Regions from separate parts of the Homo sapiens genome. Here region 1 is linked to region 2. Evidence: read pairs that join two places in POLR2A ChIA-PET (ENCODE). Cell type or tissue: OCI-LY7. All regions are shown on one strand. Links, peaks and the distances in the headings refer to the core of each region. The heading gives the core; the rest is flanking DNA. Region 1 overlaps SYPL1 (synaptophysin like 1). Region 2 overlaps PRKAR2B (protein kinase cAMP-dependent type II regulatory subunit beta).

Evidence for each region. ChIA-PET counts read pairs that join two places held together with the same protein. Peaks named below come from ENCODE experiments on the same cell type or tissue, not always from the same donor. Only the 100,000 strongest peaks of a DNase experiment are listed, where the experiment ranks them.
Region 1: POLR2A ChIA-PET joins it to region 2 with 7 read pairs; 1 of 35 experiments calls an interaction of 5 or more read pairs at or near these places.

What each region holds. Positions count from the first base shown.
Region 1 is chr7:106,101,841-106,110,922 of GRCh38, reverse strand. The region is part of intron 1 of SYPL1 (synaptophysin like 1); the gene reads left to right. Among named protein-coding and RNA genes, the nearest start is that of SYPL1, 5.9 kb to the left of the region's middle. In OCI-LY7, for the core only: no CTCF peak of the experiment used is centred there; no DNase peak of the experiment used is centred there; H3K4me3 peaks cover 1,798 bases; H3K27ac peaks cover 714 bases.
Region 2 is chr7:107,085,796-107,094,877 of GRCh38, reverse strand. All of the region lies in intron 2 of PRKAR2B (protein kinase cAMP-dependent type II regulatory subunit beta), which reads right to left. Among named protein-coding and RNA genes, the nearest start is that of PRKAR2B-AS1, 11 kb to the right of the region's middle. In OCI-LY7, for the core only: no CTCF peak of the experiment used is centred there; DNase peaks (open chromatin) are centred at 2,598, 3,367, 4,177, 4,567 and 1 weaker place; H3K4me3 peaks cover 4,000 bases; H3K27ac peaks cover 4,000 bases.

The sequences.
Region 1 (9,082 bases), core at 2,396-6,395, 980 kb after region 2:
AAATCTCATTAACGAGGCTAATCAAATATGAACGTTAAGAAAGTCTTATATCTAGATTTAGTCTCATTGAGGATTATAATTAAATGTATAACTAATAATTTAGATTTCCACTTAAATGAAGAGGCAGTTGTTTATATCTGTGCTTATATTTTTTGTCAAGTTTTTAAACAACTGTAGACTTAGCTTTTTCCTTAATATTTCAAGCACTAGTGATAAGTTCATTCGTGTTTTGATGTATTTTGAAAAATATCCCTTTTTAAGCATCTTACAGAAATACTTTCAGTTTGAACAGCTTGTTATTACACAGGAGAGCCTTTTATGAAAAGACTACACATTGTTAATGGTGTGGTAAATATTTGACTATTTTATACCAGATCTGTACTAAACACTAGCATACCACATGAATAAAACATGGTCTTTTTCTCATGATCTATTAAGGATGAAGGACATACAAAATACAAAAATGCCATGTAATAAACTGTGATAAAGGTGTATGCAAAGAATAGTAGAAGAAATGAGGGAGAGAGCATTTGCTTGGAGGAACTAGGGAGGACTTCATAGCTGAGAGAACACTTGAAGGATGGGTACTGGTTCACTTGGGGAGTGGCTTTCTAGGCAGAAGGAATCTTATGTTCAGTGGAAGGAAATGTTGAAGCAGCATAACCCTGTATGAGAACTTAAAAGTAATTGGGGGTTAGTTGGAATATATGCTAGGTTGGAGGGTACGGTTTGAGATTGTTCTGAAAAGATTTCAGAGGTCGGCTGCTTCTGGGGTTAATCTTTGGGAATCTGGGCCCTTTCCTTAGGAAAATGCATATGTGCAGGGTATGGAATATTGGAGTGTTTATTCCATTCAAGCCCAGAATCCCTGCCATAGGGGATGGGAACTTAAAGGCTTTAAACAAGTCAATGATACGACTAATTTTAGGCACTCATAATTCCTCAATCAATCGATTTCTCCCTCCAATTCTGACCTTTCCAATCCATCCCTCTAACTGCCGACAAAATGAAAATTTCTAAAAGGATGAATTGGAAAGGCTAGAATTGGAGGAAGGGAAATCTGTTGATTGAGGAATTATGAGGGCCTAAAATTAGTTTCAGTAGGACTGAAGGGGTTTACAAAAGGGGGTTACAAATTAGAATATATATGGAAGGTAACAAAGAGGGAGGACCCTAAGATGACTGCTGTCTTTCTGACTTCGTTGCCATTAGCATATTCAAGGTAATGTCATTAAGAGGAGGAGGAGCAGATTTTATGGGAAGTCAAAGGTTTCAGATGTATTGAGTTTGTGGTCTCTTTAGATCTTTTGGAGGTATCCTATAGGATACAGCTATATATATGGATCTAGAATTTAAAATATGAGTTTGGGCTGCAGATATAGCAGATATCTGCCTGCAAAGGAGAGAAGGAATGGTTAGGAAAATTGAGGGAAATAATGCCTTGGCATCACTATTAGAATTTCAAGAAAAGAGTACCCCAAAACGTAAGGTGCAATAGAATGGTAAAGTAAAATAAGGACTAGTTGATAAAATAAGGACTAGTTAGCAAGAGCAGTTTCAGTAAAATCAAAAAGCCAGATTTTAGTAGGCTGAATGAATGTGTGGTAAGAAAGTGAAGACAGCATAAACCGCTGTTTGACTGTGAAGATGGGAGAAATTTGGTGGTTACAAAAAAAAGCCACTAGTTCAGCTTACAACTCAGTTGCTTAAATGCATTCTCTGGAGACAACCATTGTATTTGGTATGCAACAAAAGTCTTTATTTGCATTTCCCATTTTATCCTACTGACAAGAGAACTCAAGGGTCAAGGTTTAATAAAATTTTTACTGCTTCATCAGACATTCTTAAGTAAAACTGGTGGGGGTTTTTTGTTCTTTTTTGTTTTTGGTTTTTTGTTTTTAACTGCAAGTATGTGGCAGTGAAATAGAGTTTGGTATTCTTCCTGATTCTTATTAAACCCGGCAGTTTTCCCCACCAGTTTATCTGCTTCATCAGTACAAATGTCAGCACAGTGTAAAAGGCAAATAATGTCTTAGTATCGTTAGGAAAATGTTTTACCTTCATGAACTCCTGAAAGAGCCTTGGGAGCTTTCAGGGGTCCACAGACCACGCATTGAGAATTGATGAGGTAAACACCACTGGGGACCAGAAACAGAACAGAAAATACGGCAGGGAGAAAGACTATTCCCAAATTTGGTAATTATTAATAAATCTGAAGAAAGCTCAACCAACTATCTGGATTTACGACTTAAATAGAGCTGAGTACTTAAAAGTGTAGAAATAAAGAGATATATATAGCCTCTCAAGACCTGGACCAATCTACTTGCAGGCTTAAGGTCTGGATTTGTGATAACGTGTATGTTCACTTATGTTGGTGGTTTGGGGGTCCCATCATAAGGTGTGTTTGTGGACCAGGGGACTCAGAAGGCCAAGCAGAAATGACCATGACCATAAAGCCGCTAGACAGGGATAGAAGCAGGAGGGGACAATCAAGTTGAGCCTATATCAAATATCCTAAAACACATGAAGAAAACTAATTTTTACTTAAAAATTCAAATTATGTCAGTGGCAACAAATGCTGTCAGTTTTCCACAGAGTGACAGGCTTACTTCAAGACAGCCAGCCAGATCAACAATCAGGATATTGATTCACTCCAGAAGACATGAAAATAGTAGAGCAATTAGAAAATGATTTCTATTTTTAAAAATATAAATTATATTTTAAATTTTTAAAAATATAGTCTCTGTCTTGTCCAGGCTGGAGTGCAGTAGTGTGGTCTCGGCTCAATGCAACCTCGCCTTCCAGGTTCCAGAGATTCTTCTGCCTTAGTCTCCCGAGTAGCTGGGATTACAGGCGCTCGCCACTACATCCAGCTAAGTTTTGTATTTTTAGTAGAGACGGGGTTTCACCATGCTGGCCAGCCTGGACTCTAACTCCTGACCTCAAGTGATCCACCCGCCTCGGCCTCCCCAAGTGCTGGGATTATAGGCATGAGCCACCGCGCCTGGCTGATAAATGATTTTTAAATAAATATATTTAGGTTCCTCAGAGATTTAAGGTGACATAAATGTGTTTTCAACATACAATGATTAGGAGTTAGCAAAAAACTTCTAGCTGTTTATTTCAGTAGGAACTCTAGAGTTTACTTCTCATAATCCAATTTTTTTTTTTTTTTTTTTTGGAGACGGAGTCTTGCTCTGTCACCCAGGCTGGAGTGCAGTGGCATGATCTCAGCTCACTGCAACCTCCATCTCCCAGGTTCAAGTGATTCTCCTGCCTCACCCTCCCAAGTAGCTGGGACTACAGGCGTGTGCCACCTTGCCCGGCTAATTTTTGTATTTTTAGTAGAGACGGGGTTTCACCTGGTTTCACCAGGCTGGTCTCAAACTCCTGACCTCAGGTAGTCCGTCCGCCCTGGCCTCCCAAAGTGCTGGGATTACAGGCGTGAGCCACTGCAGCCGGCCATAATCCAAATTTTTAAGGATTATGGAATTATCTTGGCAGGCTATTTAGAATTTTCTACTATTGTACATTAGAAGCAAAGGGAGATAGAGTGAAACTGAAGCACTTTGTAACTGACTTTATTTCCCAGTGGGAATAAACTGAAATACCACCATCAAAAACAATACTTTTTTGAAATGAATAACTTTAGTAAACATTTTGGACTTTGACTCATAAAAATCATACCTTGGCTCTAGGCATCTAATCTTTTGATTGTAAAGGCAAACGTGCTATAATATTTCATTTTAAGTGCTGAATGATCATTTGACTTAAAACCAGCATACATTTCTTTTGCATGTAAACACTCATACATAATATACTTTTATATCTATTTTTGAAGATTTCAGTTATCACTTTGATAAACTAAACCTTGGACAGAAAGAAATTTAAATAGATGATTTCAGATTAATGATGAAATTAAATAGCAATGAAGATCCTGCAACTAGAAACGTGTAAACAACACTCATAAACCAGGTGAATACTAGTATTCTCCAGTAGAATCCTCAGAATTAGCATGGTCTAGCAATAGAAGTTAAGGCTCCAAACTCTTTTTAAATTTTATTTATTTATTTTTTGAGACAGGGTCTCACTCTTGTCACCCAGGCTGGAGTGCAGTGGCACGATCACAACTAATTGCAGCCTTGACTTCCCCAGGCTCAAGCTTTTCTCTCACTTCAGTCTACTGGGTAGCTGGGACTGCAGGTACACACCACCACCCCCAGCTACTTCTATAATTTTTTATAGAGACAGAGTCCCACCATGTCACCCAGGCCAGTCTCGAACCCCTGGGCTCAAACGATCACCTGCCTTGGCCTCCCAAAATGCTGAGATGAACCACTGCACCCAGCCTCCAGAGTCTTTTTTTTTTTTGAGACAGAGTCTTACTCTGTCGCCCAGGCTGGAGTGCAGTGGCATGATCTCGGCTCACTGCAACTTCCGCCTCCCAGGTTCAAGCAATTCTCCTGCCTCAGCCTCCCAAGTAGCTGGGATTACAGGTGCCCACCACCACACCCAGCTAATTTTTTTTGATATTTTTAGTAGAGATGGGGTTTCACCATGTTGGCCAGGCTGGTTTCGAACACCTGACCTCAGGTGATCCACCCGGCTCAGCCTCCCAAAGTGCTGGGATTACAGGCATGAGCCACTGTGCCCAGCCTCCAGAGTCTTTTTTGCACTCCTATTAGTGCAAAATTTTATGGACAGAGCCACAATATGCATCTACAACTTAAGATGCATGTTTTACTATGTCAGTTAGTATCTTAAGGTATATTATATACTCAGTGCAAATTTTGTTTATATTTTTAAATCCTTGCTTCAGATACTATTCTGATAATTTTTTATTGTTGTGCCACCGTCTTGTGATCTGATTAAGTAGTCTGTTTTTACCTTGTAATATGGCTGTTGATTGTAATCATAGAGTAGTATGAATGCTTCCATTTTCTCTTTTATACATGAGTGTGTGTGTTACCAATCTATTTCTTTGAAGACATTTTAAAGCCATGGGTCAATTTTGTGAAGGTTGATTTGGTTAAAACTAGACAAATTATTCCATAAATCCAGGCCCACTCACATTGTAATGCATGAACACTAAAAGTGAAAGAATAGATGAGGTTATCACTGTCTGTCCTTCCATGTATGAGATTCCCCTTACCTTCAGGATACCCAGCATGCTGTACTGACATGTGACCTTCTGATGTGCATGCCCAGCATGGGTTTCAGTGGTATATTAATTGCAATAAAGCTTCAATTCCTTATTTAAGTCTGAAAGTAGATCTAAATAGAAGTTTACATATTTTCTTCTGGTACTCCAGTCTACTTTGGAGACTAGTGCTCTGGAAAACCAGGCTGTACTATTCACCCTGAGGTTACAATTCTCTGAATAAGATCTGCCATGGTGGTCATCTAGTATGGGTCTGGTGGGCAGAGAAGTAAGTGGGACTGTTTCTCTGGATACTTGGGGCTGTATGTGAACATGTAACTTTTCTGACTAAACAGAAGCTTGCTGTCACCCCGCCCCTGGATTCTTACTAGTCACTGTGCAGATAGAATTCCATGTCAGTAGTTTCAGTCATTCTTCATGGGGTAGGAGTATATGGGAAAATAAGTTTCAAAAGTGGCCAGAAAATATAAATCAGAACACCAGTACTCCTTCATTTTAGACTAGGGTTGGAAACTGAAATGGTCATAGGAACCACCCTCTAAAGTAAATGAGTGAAGCAAGATGTTTGGAAGAAAAAGAATAGTATGTCATTGATTACTTACTGGCAACTAACACACATCCTGAGGGCTGTTAAGACAATGGAGAAGCGGATAACCTGGAAAGCACATACTCTGCCATAAGTGACATCTGTCACTCAGTTCTCTCTGATTGTTGCTTTATGAGAATGTAGGTCTGATGTTGCCATTCTTCAGCTTTCCCATACACACTCAGGAAAAGCAGGAAATCCAAATTTTTATGTGTAATACCCTGATATTAAAACAATGACAACAAATTCACATTTTTTTGTAATACTGGAAAGGCCACACAAATATATTTGCAGGCCGGGTTTTACCAACAGGCTGCCAGTATATAACTTCCAGTCTAGATCAAAATAGCAGTAGAATATAGGGAGAAGTGAGATAGTTGGATATTTTGCCCTCATAATTTTGTACTTTGTTTAATATAAAATATGTGCTTTTGTCCCTTCTTTCTATAAGATAAAGACCAGAATTGCTGTCATGATATTTATCTATCCTTATAACAAAAAGCTTTAAAATAATAATTATGTAAGATTCAAAATATGGTTTTATTTATAAGTTATTGGAAATTATTTTTTCCTTAATTAAGTAGTTATTTAGTGAGCATCTGCTATGTGCCAGGTTTTCTGCTAGTCACTGAAAATCCTAAACAAAACCAGGTGCAAAGACATGACAGTCTGGCAAAGGAGCAGTAGAAGTGATAGTCTTGAAAGCAACAAGCTGTAGTGCAGTATGCCATTTATTTGCTACTTGTTATATTAGGAAATTCATTTTTCCATTTAATTTTTTTATTTTATTTTATTTTTAAGACAGGGTCTCACTGTGTTGCCCAAGCTGGTATTGAACTTCTGGGCTCAAACAATCCTCCTGCCACGGCCTCCCAAAGTGTTGGAATTACAGGCATAAGCCACTGCACCCGGCCCCATTTTATTTTTTAGAAAGCAAGTTACACAAGAAAAATGCCTATAGTAGAGTTCATATATAATAGAGTTAATGTCTATGATAGCTCAAGAGAAGAATCATGAGTTCTACCACAGGGAATTGGGTAGGGCCTTAAAAGATGAGCTAATCAGAGACAGGGCATTCCCAGAAGAAGAAGCATATACATTTAAGACATAAATACATGGTATGTTTCAGGAACAGTAAGCAGTATAATGTGACAGAATCATACAGTACCTGGCAGTGAATAGACTGCAGATAAATCTATCTAGAAAGATAAAGTTGAGGATCGATCAGCCATGCCTTTTATGCCAAATTAAGAAGTTGGAGCATTTTTTGTTTAATTTAGGTTGAAAAACAATTGAGGAAATTCCTTTAAATGGGAAGGACATGATCAGATTTTTATTTCAGATCAGTTTGGCATCATTCTAAACTAGCTCTGTCCAGTACAAAAAAATACAATGGGAAGCAAAAATGCAAACCACATAGTAATTTTCAGTGTTCTATTAACCACACTAAAATAAGAGGAAACAGGTGAAATTAATTTTAACAATATATTTTACTTAACCCAATCTATCCAGATTATTGTTTGAACAAGTCGTCAATATAAAAATTAATGAAGTATTTCACATCTTTTTCATAGTAAATCTTCAAAATCTAGTGTGTATTTTGCAGTTGGAGTATATATCAATTTAGATTAGTGACATGTAAAGTGTTCAAGACTCACAAGTAGCATTACTGGGTACTGCAGCTATAGTGCCCACATTATAGAAGATGAGTATCAATTGGAATGAAATTGGAAATGTGAGAAAGAGTCTGCTGGGTTAGTCCCAATGAAAAATGGTGAGGGCCTGAACAAAAATAGTGGCAGGTGTAATGTAGGCAGGTAAACAGAGCTTTTTAAAAAATGGTTTTATAGTCTAGGTAGTCATATGCAACATGGTTTTTATTTTGTTTTTGTTTTAACTCAGCATTGGATTTCTATGATTCATCTATGTTGATGTAGGCAGTTGTAATTCTTATATCTTTTTTGCCGTATAACTTCCCAGTGTAAGAATATACTATGGTATTTTATCCATTTCCCTGTTGCTTTTCCCCTCCCCATTTTTCATGAACATTCTTATATGTCTCTTAGTACGTGTGAGCAAGGGTTTCTCTTAGATCTATATACTAGTAAATCCTTTGTGACATTATGTTTATTATAAATATGTTCATCTAATTGGTAGCTTGTTTTACATTCAACAGCTGACTTGATTAAGATTTTTTTTCTGTAGTTGAATTTAACAATCTTTTATGGTTCTTTTTTACAAAAAAAAATCTTAAATTCTCCCTTTTCATGTGGTCACAGGTTTTCTTTTATATTGTCTTCACATTTTTTAAAGACTTTTTACTTTTGTGTGCAGCTCATCTGGACCATTTACTGAACAGCTCTTCCTTGTATTAGTTATCTATTGCTGTATAACAAATTACGCCGAGCTTAGCAGTTTAAAACAAAGGTCTGTTGACTTTTATTAAGTGAGATAATAAACCTCACCCATTCTTCTGTGGGTCAGGAATCTGGGAGCAGCTTAGCTATGTGGTTTGGGCATAGGGTCTCCCATAAGGTTGCAGTCAAGCTGTTGGCTGGGGTTGCTGTTATCTCAAGGCCTCCAGCTTATTCTCATGACTGTTGACAAACCTCAGAGGATCCCCTTCCAAGCTCAGTCATGTGGTTACTGGCAGTCCTCAATTCCACACCATGTGAGTTTATAAAAGTTGCCTGAGTATCCTCCCAACATGGCCACTGGCTTCCCCCGGAGAATGAGAAAGTTCGAGAGAGTGAGAAAGGAAGACAGAAGTTGCAATCTTTGGCCGGGCGTTGTGGTTCAAGCCTGTAATCCCAGCACTTTGGGAGGCCAAGGCGGGTGGATCACCGGAGGTCAGGAGCTCGAGACTGGCCTTACCAACATGGTGAAACCCCGTCTCTACCGAAAATACAAAAATTAGCCGGGCATGGTGGCAGGCACCTGTAATTACCCCTGCTACTCAGGAGGCTGAGGAAGGAGAATTCCTTGAATCTGGGAGGTGGAGGTTGCAGTGAGCCAAGATTGCACCATTGCACTCCAGCCTGGGTGACAGAGCGAGACTGTGTCTCAAAAAAAAAAAAAAGTTGTAATCTTTTTATAACTGAGTCTCAGAAAAGACATCCCATTTCTTCTACAGTACCATATTCTATTCTGTAGAAGCAAGTCACTACATTTAGTTGACACTCAAGGGAAGGGAAATCAGGCTCCATCTCTTGATGGGAGTTGTATCAAAGAGTTTGTGGGCATATCTTTAAAACCACCACATTCCTTTCCTCCGTGATCTACAAATCAACTCTGTTAGATACAATTTGTCTTATACACACTAGTCTATTCCTGGC
Region 2 (9,082 bases), core at 1,825-5,824:
CCAAAACAGATATAGATCAATGGAACAGAACAGAGCCCTCAGAAATAATACCACACATCTACAACCATCTGATCTTTGACAAACCTGAGAAAAACAAGAAATGGGGAAAGGATTCCCTATTTAATAAATGGTGCTGGGGAAACTGGTTAGCCATATGCAGAAAGCTGAAAGTGGATCCCTTCCTTACACCTTATACAAAAATTAATTCAAGATGGATTAAAGACTTACATGTTAGACCTAAAACCATAAAAAACCTAGAAGAAAACCTAGCCAGTACCATTCAGGACATAGGCATGGGCAAAGATTTCATGACTAAAACACCAAAAGCAATGGCAACAAAAGCCAAAACAAACAAGTGCCATCTAAGTAAACTAAAGAGCTTCTGCACAGCAAAAGAAACTACCATCAGAGTGAACAGGCAACCTACAGAATGGGAGAAAATTTTTATAACCTACCCATCTGACAAAGGGCTAATATCCAGAATCTACAAAGAATTTAAACACATTTACAAGAAAAAATCAAAAAACCCCATCAAAAAGGCAAAGGATATGAACAGACACTTCTCAAAAGAAGACATTTATGCAGCCAACAGACGTGAAAAAATGTTCATCATCACTGGCCATCAGAGAAATGCAAATCAAAACCACAATGAGATACCATCTCACACCAGTTAGAATGGCGATCATTAAAAAGTCAGGAAACAACAGGTGCTGGAGAGGATGTGAAGAAATAGGAACACTTTTACACTGTTGGTGGGACTGTAAACTAGTTCAACTGTTGTGGAAGACAGTGTGGCGATTCCTCAAGGATCTAGAACCAGAAATACCATTTGACCCAGCCATCCCATTACTGGGTATATACCCAAAGGATTATAAATCATGCTGCTATAAAGACACATGCACACGTATGTTTATTGCGGCACTATTCACAATAGCAAAGACTTGGAACCAACCCAAATGTCCATCAGTAATAGACTGGATTAAGGAAATGTGGCACATATATACCATGGAATACTATGCAGCCATAAAAAAGGATGAGTTCATGCCCTTTGTAGGGACATGGATGAAGCTGGAATCCATCATTCTGAGCAAACTATCGCAAGGACAGAAAACCAAACACCGCATGTTCTCACTCATAGGTGGGAATTGAACAATGAGAACACTTGGACACAGAGTGCAAAACATCACACACCGGGGCCTGTCATGGGGTGGGGGGAGGGGCGAGAGATAGCATTAGGAGATATACCTAATGTAAATGATGAGTTAACGGGTGCAGCACACCAACATGGCACATGTATACATATGTAACAAATCTGCACGTTGTACACATGTACCCTAGAACTTAAAGTATAATAAAAAAAAAAAAGAAAAAAAAGTGGGCACTGGACTTAAGTAGACATTTCTCCAATATCACAAAGTCATTAGAAAAAGACAAGTAAAAATCACAGTAAGATACTTCATACCCATTAGGTTGGCTATTATCAAAAAACCAAAATAACAGGTATTGGTAAAGATCTGGAGAAACTGGAACCCTTGTGAACTGTTAGTGGGAATGTAAAATGGTGCAGCACCATGGAAAACAGCACAGCAGTTCCTCAAAAAAATAAACAGAATCACCACATGATTCAACAAGTCCACTTCTGGGTACATACCTAAAAGAACTGAAAGCAGAGACACAAACAGATATCTGTACGTCCATATTCACATCAGCATTATTCACAATAGCCAAAGGTAGAAGCAACCCAAGTGTCCATCAACAGATGAATGAATAAACAAATGTGATATTTACATATAATAGAAAATTATATCATCTTAAAAAGGAAGGAAATTCTGACCCACGCTACAACATGAATGAACCTTGAAAACATTACACGAAGTGAAAGAAGCCAGTCACCAAAGGATAAATATTGCATGAGTCCTCATCTATGAGGTACCTAGAGTACTGAAATTCAAAGAGACAGAAAGAATGTTGGCTGCCAGGGCTGGGAACAGAAGGGAATGAGGAGTTAAGTATTTAACAGGTACGGAGTTTCAGTTTGTGAAGATTAAACAGTTCTGTGGATGGATGGTGATAATGGGTGCACAGCAATGTGAATGTACTTAATACCACAGAACCATACACCTAAGAATGGTAAAAATCGTGAATTTTATGTTATGTTTAAAATTGTAATAAAAATACATAGATAAATTTTTTAAATTTTAAATAAGTATGTGAGTAAACAGAAAAGAGTAAACATAAATTTTTGCTCTTCTCTTAATTTCCTTAAGACATCACATTTCATAAAGCAACAACTATAACACTGAATTGTTAGTAGGTTTATAACATATATAATATACAGGCAATAGCAGCACAATGGGCTGATAGTCTATGTCCCTCATTTCCTCTTAGTCCACACACACTTCAATAAGAGTGTTTAATCCTTAAACACCGCTATCCCCTGAAAGACATCATCTCCTTTCAGCTGCTTCCTGGATAATGACCACCATGAAAGGAATAGGTAGGACTATAAAGACCTATTTTGAAACTTCAGGATTCTATCCTGACCATTTCTGGTAATGATACATCTGCTAATTTCATTCTGTGACACACACACACACACAGACACACGCACACACACACACACACACACACAACTTAATGGTTCCCCATCACATACAGAATAAAATCCAAACTCTTACAGTGACAGTGGCTTTCAAGGCTACCCTCCCCCACAATCTGATCCAAACCTATATTTAGGGCCTCTTCTTCCTATAATAAAGCCCACATATTCCAAACCTTATTAGACTATTCACTATTCCCTGAACATCATATTAACTTACATGGTTTGCTGAATTGGAAATTTATTCCTTCCACTACCCATTCCCACCTATAAAAATCCTTCTCTTCCCTCAAATCTCTGCTCAAATGCCACATCCTCCCTGACACTTTTCCCCAAAATAAATACATGAGTTAGGATTAAATACTCTCTTCTACATAGAAACACAGAACGCACCTTATTTATGTTTCTGTTTCAGTAGATTCGCATCTTACATGGGTGATAAATTCTAAACAACATATGAGGCAAAAATCTTCTATCGTCCAGGTTATTCTTGAAAATCCCATAGGAAGCCACTGCTGGAGACTGTCACATAGCCCTACAAGAAGTCCAAAATAGTGGCATTTCCACCATTAAAACTGATTGCCTTTTCCTTGTAAGCACTAGAAGTTACTGCTGACTTGTATTTAGACGCCATGTTATATGCAAAATGGATACCTTTAAGCCCTAGAAATGTTCATGCTCTGGGAGGCATGCAGGAACCAAGTGAGCCTGCAGGAATGGCAGATTCACATTCACAGGCTCTCACTGTCCACCTACTGCAGGGCACAGACTCACTGAGTGGAATGTGCACGCAGCTCCTTTGTGCTTGTGCTCTCTGTGGCATAGGTTTAGTAGAATCAGGGTAGGTGACATTTGTCATGATGCACCCTCCTCTGGGAGGAGAGTCATCATACCCATTTAGCTCCTCTAGGACTCAAGCACAAGCTATACCTTACTTACCTTTAGCAGTCTCATAGAATGCACATATGAATGTCTTGCAAATGGTGAATAATTATAAATGCCTTTGAATTTAACTAAAGTGACAGCACAACCAACCACATATAAAACTATCTCTTCTACAGTTATTACAGTATAATCATTCCAAAAACGATCCTTTTTGCACCAAAAAAAACCAGTGCTCTTACAAATTAGAAATGCTTACAGTTCTGGAAATAACATCCAATCTGATCTTAAAATGCAATAATTTTGCATAATGAGGGAACCAGGTGGTTGGCTGCTCTTAATGTTCTGAAGAAAATAACATCAAAAAACAGTTCATAAGATGAAAGATGACAGTGACCTTTAGCCTCCCACTTTATCTCTTTGAAAAACTTGTGGTGTAAATGTAAAGTATTATTTCTTTTTTGGGACCTTTTCCTTTAGTAGCTAGAAGAACTGATATGCAAGATAACGGTCCCATTCTTTTAAAGAGAAACATTTGTCTAGTATTGTTATTTCCTGTCATTCTATGTTAAGTATTATTCTGTTATAAACAGTAATGTTTCTCAACAGAAAAAGACACATCCAAACGGGTCACCTGCAGTTGCACAGCAGGTGGTGAAACAGGTGACTTGAGCTTCCCTCACAGAAGAAGCTCAGGGATTGTCAGTTTTCTCAGATTTGCAAACATGCTGAGTAAACTGCAGATGTCCCCTTAGGCTGGAAAGGAAGCTCAGCGAGCCAACAGAGACACTGCCTTTGGCAAAGAAAGACAGAGGGCTTCTTCAGGGCAGCCAGTCTAAACTAAAAATCAGCTGGCAGATACAGTTCTCATAAGCTGACATGGGTCAGTCAAAATTAGCTCCAGGTGAGGTCAGGGTTTCTGAGCCCTGTGCCATAGCAGACCCCATAGGGGCAAATGAGACAATTTCCAGGTCAATCCAGGATAGCTGGGCTAATTAGAATGCTTTCCTGGGATTTTGGGGAAGCCTTGAATGAGAGGGGATGTCAGGTCCACCTCTTTCTTGCTGCAGCTGTAAAATGTGGAACTGCAGTGGCGATGCTCCTCACCATATGGAGCAAGTAGCTGGCCGCAAGAGAGAATCAGAGGCAAGAGATGGAGAGATTCCTAACAGGGCTCAAAACCAGGTTCCAGTTGCTTCTGAAATCCAACTGCACCCCTACCCTTGCTGTGACTTGGTGATTCTGTGAACCACACCCCTGCCATCTCAATAAACCCCCTTTTCACTTGATTGAATTAAAGGTGTTTGCACATTGCAGTCACTTGCAACCAAAGAGAATTCAGATGTTAAGAATACGTGTTTAAAAAGATCATGACAAGGAAAACAAGACAATCCAACCAGTTACCAAAAGTAACTAAGAATAAAACCATAGGGCAGTCATTGATAAGAAAGTTGTATTTGCAAGATGACAGATTCAAATGCTAGTGACTAGTCAATAGAATTACAACCACAAAATGGGTGATACATAACTCAGGGATCATGTGTGGTTCTGAAAGGAGTGTCCATGACTGTTTTATCTGCTTATCTGTGCTAGTAGAGAATGTAAATGATAGTCTGCAAAACTGAAGTTATTCTCTTCCAACCAATTGTGCTGAGCAAATGAATAAATCTGCAAAACAAGTAAGGTTGGCCTTAGATCTTTAATTTAGTTTTTATGTTCCATGTATTTCAGAACCACTGCCTGGTATTTCTTTATAAATAGCTTTATTGTTTTTAGAAAAATGATGCATGTACCCTGCAAATAACTTTTTAACTATCAAAATTTTATTTTACCATAGGAAAAATGGTCTGAAATGCCTCTGGCTTTAGCAAAACTGATACATGGAAACAACTTTTATTTACTGACCATTTATATATAACGCAGTAGTTGGTGTTTATGAGGGAGACAAGTACTAAACAGGGTCCCTAAACTCTACTAATGTAGAACCTGGTTAGGAAGATAAATCCATCTGTTATGGGAGGAGTATAAATTATTATCCATGGTTACATGTAGAATGACTGATCAACAGTATGAGGAAAGAGCGCAGAATTCAGAGAGCCTGAAGCATAATCCCATCTCTGCCATTTTTTTCCTGCCACTTATTATATGACCTTTACACATTGCTAAGTATTATGAATCTCAATTTTTCTCATGTGTAAAATGTGACTATTTTTTTGTTTGTTTGTTTTTGAGATGGAGTCTCGCTCTGTTTCCCAGGCTGGAGTGCAGTGGCAAATCTTGGCTCACTGAAACCTCCACCTCCCAGGTTCAAGCAATTCTCCTGCCTCAGCCTACCGAGTAGCAGAGATTACAGGCACAGGCCACCGTGCCCAGGTAATTTTTCTATTTTTAGTAGAGACGGGGTTTTACCATGTTGCCCAGGCTAGTCTCGCACTCCTGACCTTAGGTGATCCACCCACCTCGGCCTCCCAAAATATGATTATTAAAACCTACCTCCGGCTGGGTGCAGTGGCTCATGCCTGTAATCCCAGCACTTTGGGAGGCCAACTCAGGTGGATCACTTGAGGCCAGGAGTTCAAGACCAGCCTGGCCAACATGGCAAAACCACGGGTCTACTAAAACTACAAAAATTAGCCGGGCGTGGTAACACACGCCTGTAGCCCCAACTCCTCAAGAGGCTGAGGCAGGAGGATCATCTGAACCCGAGAAGAGGAGACTGCAATAAGCCAAGATCACACCACTGCACTCCAGCCTGGGAAACAGAGCAAGAGTGTCTCGAAATAAAATAAAATATAAAATAAAATAAAAGCCAACTGTATGAGAATCACATGAGGAGTAAATCTCAAAAAATAGATTGATATATTTGGCTTAAGCTGCCAAAAGACGTAAGAATGATGTCAAAAAGATAAACATTCACACTGCTGACAAATGAGGGAATAAGCTCCAGACCTTTACACACAACATCTCCTTTCCCTGGAATGCTCTCCTTTCCCCTCACCCTCCACCCTGTACTTCCCAGGCCTTGGCTGAAATGTCAGCTCCTGAGAGAGGCATTCTCTGACCATGTAAATAGGTGCTAGGCATCACTCACTAGATAAATAAATCACCCCACAGATTCTGATTCAAGATAACTGCATAGGATACCTGAACGAGGTTTCCGCCCCTATGAAAGACCATGCTGAAGAACCCACCTCCAACGAGTGGCTCACTGGATTCAAACTCTGACTGCTCTCCTGATAAGCTGTGGGTTCCTTCTACCAGTTAATTTCTCTGTGCCTCAGTTTTCGTTTCTTTAAAACGGAAATAATAATAGTATCTAAAAGCTGATGAGAGAATTACACGACATACTGTAAATCAATGAATGTTTAGTATACAGTAGGCAGCCACAGCTTGGTTATATGAGAGCATTTGTGGCTGGTGTAATAGAAAATGGGGTTAACAGAGTAACTGAGACTGTAGGTTCCTGAGGACCCTGAGTTAAAATATATAAATTAAATTAAAATGTATAAACTTTATCATATGTGGGATGTTAGGGCAGAGATGTACTAGGTGAGTGAGAAAAGAAGAGGAAGACTAATTCAAGAGAGATAAGTAATCTAAGTGTGTGATAACTGGAGTGGTGGCAATAGAAATAGAAAGTAAGGAAAAGAGACAGGGTTTCACCAGGTTGCCCAGGCTGCTCTCGAACTCCTGAGCTCATGCAATCCGCCTGCCTCAGCCTCCCAAAGTACTGGGATTACAGAGAGAATGCCTGAATTTGAATCCAGTCTCTGCCCATCAGTCACTGTGTAAGCTTGGGAAAGGACTTAACCTCTCTGGATCAGTTTCCTTACTGGTAACATTAGAACAGTAACAGTGCCCGTCATATAGAGCTGCACTTAAATAATAAAATGATTTAATACATGTAAAGCACTTAGAAAAGCTCCTGGCTCACAGTAAGCTCTAAATAAATGGTAGCTATTATGATTATTTAAAGTGGTTCTTACTGGAATTCCAGGTTCTATTTATATTAAAGTTTGTATGCAAAATGGAACCCAAGTTCTTTTTCAAAATGAAATATCTTTATGTTATGCAGCACCACGTTTCTAATGCCCTTAATATAGTACTTTTCAAGTTTAAAAGGAGGAAATAAGAAAAAAGTCCATATTTGATGGATGAAAATGCTTTTAGGAAAAAAAAAACATTAAATGTGAATTACATAAATGTTCTCTATGTATTTATTTCACTTTTCTGCTAGATTCTCAATCTAAAATCAATCTTAAGTAAGAGGACTTAGACTGTCAAAATAATATACTATTTCAGAGGGGCATACATTCTTAAAAGGCACATAATAGAACATATAACATTTTCCTATGTGTGAAAAAGTTTCACTGCAATTTTATAAAACTATTCTGTAATTATTTTAAAGCCATGAAGTATACATAATCTTAAAAGTGTTTTAATTTGTGTTAAACAATAGTTGTTATACGTTAGTTATATTTTAAGAATATAATTAATAATCAATATGCTATGACCAAGCAGAGTTCATTCCAGGAATATAAGGATAGTTCGATATTAGATAATCTATTGAAACTTACCATATCATTATGTTTACGAAGTAAACCAAATTATCATATGGATGCTATAAAGACATTTTCGTCCGGTGAGGGGGCGCATGCCTAATCCCAGCACTCTGGGAGGCCAAGCTTGGCAGATCACTTGAGCCCCAGGAGTTCAAGACCAGCCTGGCCAATGTGGCAAAGCCCCATATCTACAAAAAAATGCAAAAATGACCCAGGCATGGTGGCGCACACCTGTAGTCCCAGCTTGTGGGAGGCTGAGGTGGGAGCATCACTTGAGCCTAGGGGTGAGCTGAGATCATGCCACTGCACTCCAGCCTCGGCAACAGAGAGTTTGTCTTAAAAAAAAAAGACATTTCTGAAAATTTCTACTTTTAATTTAAAAAAAAACCCTACTAATATTAGTAATGCTACTAGCAAGCATATATTCTCACTGTACTTTAAGAAATCGGTTAAGTATTTTCTATTCATTATCTCATTAATTAACCATACCTTATGAGCTGGGCAGTCTTACTACCACATTTTACGGATAATGAACTGAAGTTCAGACTAAATAACCCTCTCAAGGTCAAACAACTAGTTAGTAGTAAAGCCCAAATCCGAACTCAAAGCCATTGAACCTCAGATCTGTACACTTACAAATCAGAGAAAAAAAAATTTAACAGGAAATTCACACAAGAAAATATAAACGGTCAACAATAATTAAAAGGAGCTATGCTTCACTCATAAATAAGGAAATGCCAACTGAAATATAACTGAGCTAGCAAATTAACAGACATTTCAAAATTTTGTAATATCAAGTGTTTTACACTGTGTTGAACCTAAGATTGGAATATGAATCAGCATACTGTTTTAGAGGGCAATTTGACAATGCCTATACAAATTTCACATGCTCAAATTTCATGCTTCTTTGATTAAGCAATTCCACTTCTAAAAAATATATCCTGTAGATGTACTTGCAAAACTATGCAGGTATTTGTACCTAAAAACTAAATACCCTTGTTATATACATTTCAATACACACATATAATAGGACACCATT